Regions from separate parts of the Homo sapiens genome. Here region 1 is linked to region 2. A link is a contact called in ENCODE Hi-C data. All regions are on one chromosome and are shown on one strand. The core of a region is the stretch at or near the end of the contact, and the rest is flanking DNA. Distances in the headings are between cores, read along the strand shown.

What was found. Hi-C counts contacts between places; a loop is a spot of excess contacts on that map. Pooled maps may share reads with other maps.
Region 1: a loop to region 2 is called in a map with no recorded cell type, with 23 times the contacts of the local background. The contact joins two enhancer-like sites. A Hi-C loop is called at or near these places in 2 of 37 single-sample maps with no recorded cell type and 2 of 50 pooled maps.

What each region holds. Positions count from the first base shown.
Region 1 is chr9:83,153,132-83,157,150 of GRCh38, forward strand. It overlaps a transcript of RASEF not described here. Among named protein-coding and RNA genes, the nearest start is that of FRMD3-AS1, 64 kb to the right of the region's middle. Within about 2 kb of position 1,345, at least 5 of the 41 ENCODE cell types and tissues checked have a DNase peak (open chromatin) inside an H3K27ac peak, as active enhancers do.
Region 2 is chr9:79,810,492-79,814,419 of GRCh38, forward strand. No RefSeq gene overlaps it. Among named protein-coding and RNA genes, the nearest start is that of LINC01507, 12 kb to the right of the region's middle. Within about 2 kb of position 2,145, at least 2 of the 41 ENCODE cell types and tissues checked have a DNase peak (open chromatin) inside an H3K27ac peak, as active enhancers do.

The sequences.
Region 1 (4,019 bases), core at 95-2,594, 3.3 Mb after region 2:
TTTTAGTTAAGACATAGTTTAGCTGGTCCCATCGATTCTTTCTCTTAAAAGATACATTATTAACATCACCACTTCCCTTATACACCATGTATATTCATATTTTCTCTTTCTCTCTCTTGTTCTCACTCTCAGTTTCACTCTCCCTCTCTTAGTTTAGGACATATTGCTCTCTCCACAAGGCACTTATTAAATGGTATATATCTGATTAAACACACTTTTTCATTTTAATATGTTACTGCTTATATGAAATTTCTTGTTCCTTGCACATTCAAAGGAGCCCACCATTTATATTGCCCAAAACCCTAAAAAATTGTCGCTGAGTTTAAGAAGACCTTCTCTAATGCTATCAAAACTTCAGAAAAGATCTACATCAATAGAAAGTTATCTGAGCCCCTTTTCCTTTGTTTCTCCATCATGGCGACCCTGAGCTGCCTTCTTTCCTTCCTGGAAGTTACAGCATTTCTTCTCCAACCCAGTAATTCAGCTACTTGTCAAAGACTTACAAATGCCACCCCCTGCCAGTAGAGTTCTCATACCAGACCTGTTGCACAAGGCTGTTTAACGCCTCTCTTCTTTGGATGTTCTTTTCTAGTCCTCAGTACCAAGGGAGCCTTAAGAAGGGAAACAAAAAGATAAAACTCCACAAGCTTCGCCTAGCCATATAGTGAGGACTGTGTGGCACGTTCCCTGGCAGCCCATATGATAGGCTCAAGTGTGTCACCTACTGCCATGGAATGTCATCTCACTGAGGTCAGGATATTTCTCCCAGCCATGCTGAGTACCTGACAGTTGTCAAACAACATTTCCACCACCCACTTGACAGGCTGCATGGAATAGTGGAGAATGCATAGCGTATAGCGTCTCAACATCTGGTTGAGCCCTGGTTCTGCTACTAACTGCTGTGTGACCTTTCAGAAGTTGCTTAACTTGTCTGGGCGTTGGCAAATACAGACTCCAGATAGCTGGAAAGTAAAGAGTAAATTAAGATAGCAGACCCAAGTTCTAGTGTACATTCTGCCACTTACCAGGTCTTTGCATCAATGGGGTTCAGATTCCTTAGTTTAAAAATGAGGACAATACCTGCCTGGTTTGTATAGTGTCACTGTCAGGAGGAAAGGACAGAAGCGATGTGGAAAGCCCTGTGAACTACACAGTCTTCTGCAAATTGACTGGCTGGCACCCTCCTTTGGCCTCTTTGCTTTATCTATTTGACCGTAAGGTCTCATTTGAAAGTTCAAACCTTTCTAGAACCCTTTCTTCCCAGCACTGAAAGTACCATCCACAGTCCTTATTTTCAGTCATGTAATTTCAGACAGGCCAGTCACTTCTGAATACTAGATTTCTCTCTGCATGAGTCACAGTGAGAAAACTCACAGCTGGGCAAGAAGCTAGTCTCCTCCCCTTCTCTGCCCTGACCCTGTGTTCCCACTTCCTGAGTGCACCTGATGGCCTTTGAAACACTCAAAAGTCAGGAACTTCTAAAGCACAAAGAGTCAGAGCATGATTTCCACAAGTTCTCTACCTAGGTTGGCCATCTCTCTTTCTACCCCATGGTGATATCCTTGCTCACAATCCAATTTTTCTAAAGCCTGCCTTTTTCTGTCTTTGCATTGGCATACTATTTTCTTCCTGCTTGCTTTTAAAATAAGAATCCTTGCCTCATTGCATTAATAAAGTGTTCTCATGTAGGTGAAATAACTAACACTTTACTGTGGGTTCACAACTATCTAAGGAAATAATGGAGGAAGGTATTTTCACTCCTACTTTAGAATGAAAAAAGGAGGCCCAGAAATTCTGTGTGGCTTGCCCCAAGATCACACCGAAAGGAGGTAGCAAAGTCTAGCCTCATCTACCAGCCTGCTGAGTCAGAGCTAACCTTCTTCCCACCACCTCTTGTGGGTTAGTAAGAAAAACAAGAGGCACAGCCAAGGGAGAACACTTATGTCACCCAGTACAAACAGGCAGCCTGAATCCAGAGGTAAACCAGAAAGGAATAAAAGGCAAAGGCAGCTGAGTCCAAGAACAATGGGCAGCATTTTGGAGCCGTTCAATTCCCAAGTCAGGTTACAGGGCCATAAATACATTTTAAGGCCTTTAGAATACCTGGATGCTCTGTGACCCTTCTTCTATCTGTGTTTGGGTGTATTAGTCCATTTTCATGCTGCTGATGAAGACATACCCAAGACTGGGTAATCTATAAAGAAAAAGAGGTTTAATGGACTCACAGTTCCATGAGGCCAGGGAGGCCTCACAATCATGGCAGAAGGTGAAAGGCATGCCTTACATGGCAGCAGACAAGAGAGAATGAGAACCAAGCAAAATGGATTTCCCCCTATAAAACCATCAGATGTTGTGAGATGTATTCACTACCATGAGAACAGTATGGGGGAAACCGCCCCCATGATTAAATTATCTCCCACCGGGTCCCTCCCACAACACATGGGAATTATGAGAGCTACAGTTCAAGATGAGATTTGGGTGAGGACACAGCCAAACCATATCATTGGGTTCCCTACACTTCCTTCAGACTTCAAAGACAAGGGACTTCTGGTGAAAAATACACAAAGCTTCCTCATTTTCCATTTAGAGCTTGAATGGGTTGAGGTGGAACTATAAAAGTACTAATGAGAATATTCTGGAACAAACAAAACATAATTTTCTCCATTTTATCTGTTCACTGCAACAGTCATACAAGACAGAGCCAAAGTGGTGCTTAGATTCAGCAGTCAACTGCCAGCATGATTTGGTTTCAGAAATTCCAGGACAGCAGTTTGGTGCAATAAAAAGAACACCAGCTCTCAGTCAGCAGACTCAAGTTTCCATCCCAGGATCTGTCACTTAATAGTTATATGGCCCTGGGATTCCTTTACCCTGACTGAAAACATAAGAATAATATCTCTTTTGAAGACTTTATAGACAGCAGATGTCACAAACTTATGGCCCATGCATCATATCTGGTCCAAAGAGATAATTTCCTTGTCTCACACAATTACAAAAATTATTCTAAAAAATTTCTTTAGAAGAGGCCTGCCTTCTTCCATCTGGCACACACATACTCTTCTCTCTGATCTTATATTGACCTGCATCTGGAGTTTGTGTTCCCTCCTCAAGCCCATGGTCATTTAATTTCAACCTCTTCTTCAGGAATTCCACAAAAATGTGAAAGCTCCTAGCAGATAACAAGCACTCAATGAATATTCTGGTTCTCTGAAGTATGAGCACTGTTTGCTACCTGATAAAGGGACACTCTGTAATTGGAGTTCCAGTTCCAGCTTTCAGTCTCTGTTGCTGGTTCCTCATGTTCTTTACCCTACCAGTGGTGGAATGCCCAGGGCATAGATCTTCAACCCCTCTTCTTTCCTAATTACACTCACTCCCTTTAGTGGCCCCATCCAATCTTATGATTTTAAATATGATCAACTTACTGATGACTCCAAAATTTGTAGATCTGGAACAGGCACCTCCCAGGGATTCCACACTCATTTATATAACTGCCTCTTTGACTACCTTCACTTAACTAACAGTGGGATAATCATCCATCCCAGTTTATCCAGAACCTTCCTGGCTTGCACAGAACAATTCTGGGTTGTGCCTATGGTCTCAGCAGCAACCCATCTGATAGTCCTGGATTGCTCATCTTTAATAAAGCATTGTCATTTTTAGTTTAATTATGCTAAGTTGGGATGGGTTAGTGAGACCTCCACTTTGTACTTCATGGTTCTGTCATGATTTTGTCTAGTAATGTGTAAGATGCATGGTGATAAACAGTTTTCACTGTAACACATGGATACATTTTAAATAATTCATCTCTCTTTCCCCAACACTTTCCAGATGAAATATAACTAGTGCTTCTTTCTCAAGGACAGCATGGAGGATACTTGCTAGTTTATTTTTTAAAGTCCTAGATACAGGAGATGGCTAACTCTTTCTGGTGAGAGCTAATTCTAGGAAAACTACTGGAAGCTACTTCTACAGTCAGCCAGTTGTACTGTGTAATGCCAAAATGGCCCGCAAGACAC
Region 2 (3,928 bases), core at 895-3,394:
GGGACAGTTTGATGAGTTCAACTTTTTGTTTTTATATATATGTACATATTTTTTGAGACAGGGTCTCACTTTGTTGCCCAGGCTGCAGTGCAGTGGCATGATTATGGCTCACTGCCACCTGGAACTCCTGGGCCCAAGCGATACTCCCACCTCATTCTTCTGAGTAGGTGGGACTACAGGCAAGTGCCAACAGGTCTAGCTAGGTGTTTTGGTTTTTTAAAAAATATCTTTTGTAGAGATAGGGTCTTCCTATGTTGCTCAGGCTGATCTCCAACTCCTAGGCTCAAGTGATCCTCTTGCCTCAGCCTCCCAAAGTGCTGGAATTACAGGCGTGAGCCACCACGCCTGGCCAAGTTCAACTTTGTAAGAAAACTTACAAATTTCTCAGAACTGGTTTCTAAGACTTTGGTCTCTTTAAGGATGCCTTTTTCACCCTTGGCCTAGGTACTTGATCTTGAAGTTCTAAAATGGGATTTTTCTCTTGGCTTGTATCCCAGCTTCCCACATTTTTTTGAGGGAGAACTTGAAGATGATTACAGGAATTCATTTTTTTTCCTCTTTGCATTTTGAAGATGAAGAAAACATTATCTGTGTGAAGTTTAAACTCCTAGATGATTACTTAGAGTAATAATAATAGTATGTGGTATTTACCTGAAAAGATGCTATGAGTTAAGAAAATTTTAATTCTTATTTTTTAAAAATGCTATTAGATTTAGGTACAGTTAAAAATATCACTGTAATCCCAGCACTTTGGGAGGCCGAGGCAGGTGGATCACGAAGTCAGGAGTTCAAGACCAGCCTGGCCAAGATGGTGAAACCACGTCTCTACTAAAAATACAAAAATTAGCCGGACATGGTGGTGGGCGCTTGTAATCCCAGCTACTCCAGAGGCTGTGGCAGAGAATGCTTAAATATGTGAGGCGGAGGGTGCAGTGAGCCGAGATCTCCCCACTGCACTCCAGCCTGGGCGACAGAGCGAGACTCTGTCTCAAAAAAAAAAAAAAAAAAAAAAAAATCACTGAGGTAGCTAATGGGTGATGGTTGCCAACTGATTTCTGGTGTTGACAACTAGATTTCCTTTTTGTTCTCCCTTCAACTTCAGTCATCCTGTAGTTACCACTTGCTGTCCCTCCCTGACATGAGCACTTGTTTTATGTTTGTTTTTTTTTTGAGACGGAGTTTTATTCTTGTTGCCCAGGCTGGAGTGCAATGGCATGATCTTAGCTCACTGCAACCTCTGACTCCCGGGTTCAAGCAATTCTTCTGCCTCAGCCCTGCCAGTAGCTGAGATTACAGGCATGTGCCACGTAGAGACGGGGTTTCACCATGTTAGTCAGGCTGGTCTTGAACTCTTGACCTCAGGTGATCTGCTCGCCTTGGCCTCCCAAAGTGCTGGGATTACAGGCGTGAGCCCCCATGCCCGCCCTGAGTACTTGTTATTTCATACTAAGTAATGAATACTACAGTTTGTTAAGTTCAATGCCTAACTAAATATGACCGATGAATGCTTACCAGCCACCTGAAAGTTAAGACCGGCTATGAAGCACCACCCCCGATCCCAGGGGTTACAACTTGAAATCAACATTTGCATATACCTTTAGAAAAATTATTATGGAAATTTCTGGAATGTTGCCATACTCCCTATTTGAATTCAAATGATAATATAGTCAATTCAGGAAAGAAAATCATCCTAAAATTTCGTATTATGATTAGAAGTGTAATTTCGCTGAAATAGAAAATTTCTAATTATTAAATTTGATGAGTCACCACTCTCTAAGCAAAGATTCTGGGCACTGAGACTTTGGAGACAATGACTACACTCGGCCCTGTGCTTGCCACATTGTTAGCACTCTATAAATATTTGCTGCATTAAAACTGAAAAGGTCACCCACTCTTAAAGTCAGGGAAAGCTTTACTAATTTTTCTTGTGTTGCTTTAAAACAGCATGCTGATTAATTTCCACTATGAAAATAAAAAGTTTTCTGTCTAAATCTAGCTAAGAATTTAATAATAATGGAGGAGTAAGAGGATGGACTGAGAAAGAAAGAGAAAAGAAAAAAGGAAGAGAGCCAGAGGAAGAAAAGAGAAGGGAGGAAGGAAGGAAATGAAGACAGTCTGCACCCGCATTTGGTTGCTGTCCTGAGATTAAGCCCGACCACACGAAAACCCAAAGGAAGCAAGCATCATTTAACATTCAACTTGCAATTCATTTTGTGACTCTATCATTATGCCAGCTCATTTGTCTGCAGTTTAAAATGTGTTATAAAGTCAAAACTTAGAAGTAAAATTCTTTCACTTCCTGATACTAGAGTGAGCGTAGTACATCTGCCTGTTTTGGATCATTTCTAAGCATTTCTCAAAGGTTAGTTCCACTTTGCCTGAAAGATCGTGTTTTGAACCATTAAAAACTGTTGGCTCAAAACTTCGTCAGATCACAATTTCTTTTTTAAAATTATCTCTTGGCAGATATTATCATTTAAAAGGTTTAACATTAGTTACCCTGCTCTATTAATTTTATTTCTAAAATGTCTCTTGAATATATCTGCTTTTATCCATCCCTCTAGGCACTTTCATTATGTCCTTAACACCTCTCACCAAGCCTGTCACTAGGTCCTAGGTTGCCTTCCGTTCCAATCTTCACTAATTTAATTATTTCTTTAGGCTGTTAGCAGGATTATTTTCCCAGGAAATACGATACATCCTGAATTGTTTTTTTCTTCCAAACCCTTCAGGGGTTTGTATTTGCTTATATAACAAAAGTTTGGAGTACCTGGTAAATATTCAAGATCTTTTATCATTGACTTCTCAAATACCATCTCAGTCTCAACTTCTCCTCCCTTCCTTGTTATATTTCTGTACCAATGAGTTACACAAATGCACTGGATAGTTTCACATTTCTTTGTCTCTGTTCATGTTAATTCCTCATCCCAAAAGTCCTTACTCTGCTTTTACAGTTTTGGAAATCCTAGCTCAACTCAAATATCACTTCCTCCATGAAACCCTGAGTGTATTACTCAGCTGAAGGTAATTGTTCTTTCCTCTATCCCCTACGTGAAGTAAATTAATATGATGTTAGAGATGGAAAAAGTTTTACACTTCAATCATTCTCCATTCAGGCATCATCTTGGTATTGGAGAGGCAATTTAGTTTTCAATGAAAGATACAAATGAGAGTAAATAAAAGAAGTATTTATTGGCTCAAGTAACTGAAAATCCAGTAGTTCGGCTGGCTGAATTCAGTGCCTGGCTAATGTTCTCAGCGATCTGTCCCTTATTATATTTCCTGGCTCTGATTTTCTCCATGTTGGGTTCAGTCTTAAGCAGACCCTACACTCATATATGATGGGAAAGCGGTTCTCAGAAGCTCCAGATTTACATAGTATTTTTAGCTCTCAATCTCCGAAGGAGAGAAATCCTCTTTCACAGCATTTATATCAACTCGTCATATGACTTGGATTGTTTGGAGGTGGGACATGTGTCTACCTTGGGGCTATCATTGTCTCTGGGAAGCCTGGGTTATCGGATTGGCCAGTCTGGGTCATAAGCTTGTCTCTATGATGAAGGAGGTAGGGTCATGTGATGAACAGGCAGAATCATGTAGAGTGAGAAACGGTTTCCAAAAAAAGTAATTTTTATTTGTTACATTCTCTATTGGGTACTTTCATTTGCCCTCTGTTACAGCTAACTGTTTATTTGTATCTGATCTTTGAATTTTAAGATTATTGAGAGCAAGAATCAAAACACATTTAATAAATGTTTGTCTCTTAGCTGAATGAAGGACCCAACAGGCAGACAACAAATGAAATAATATCTAAAGTCACCATTTTATTTGACTTATGTTCTTTCATACCTTTTTAAACCTCATTGACGAGACTTGATACTTTCCTGTAATTAAGGAAAATTGGCCGTCACATAAAATGGTGGACAGG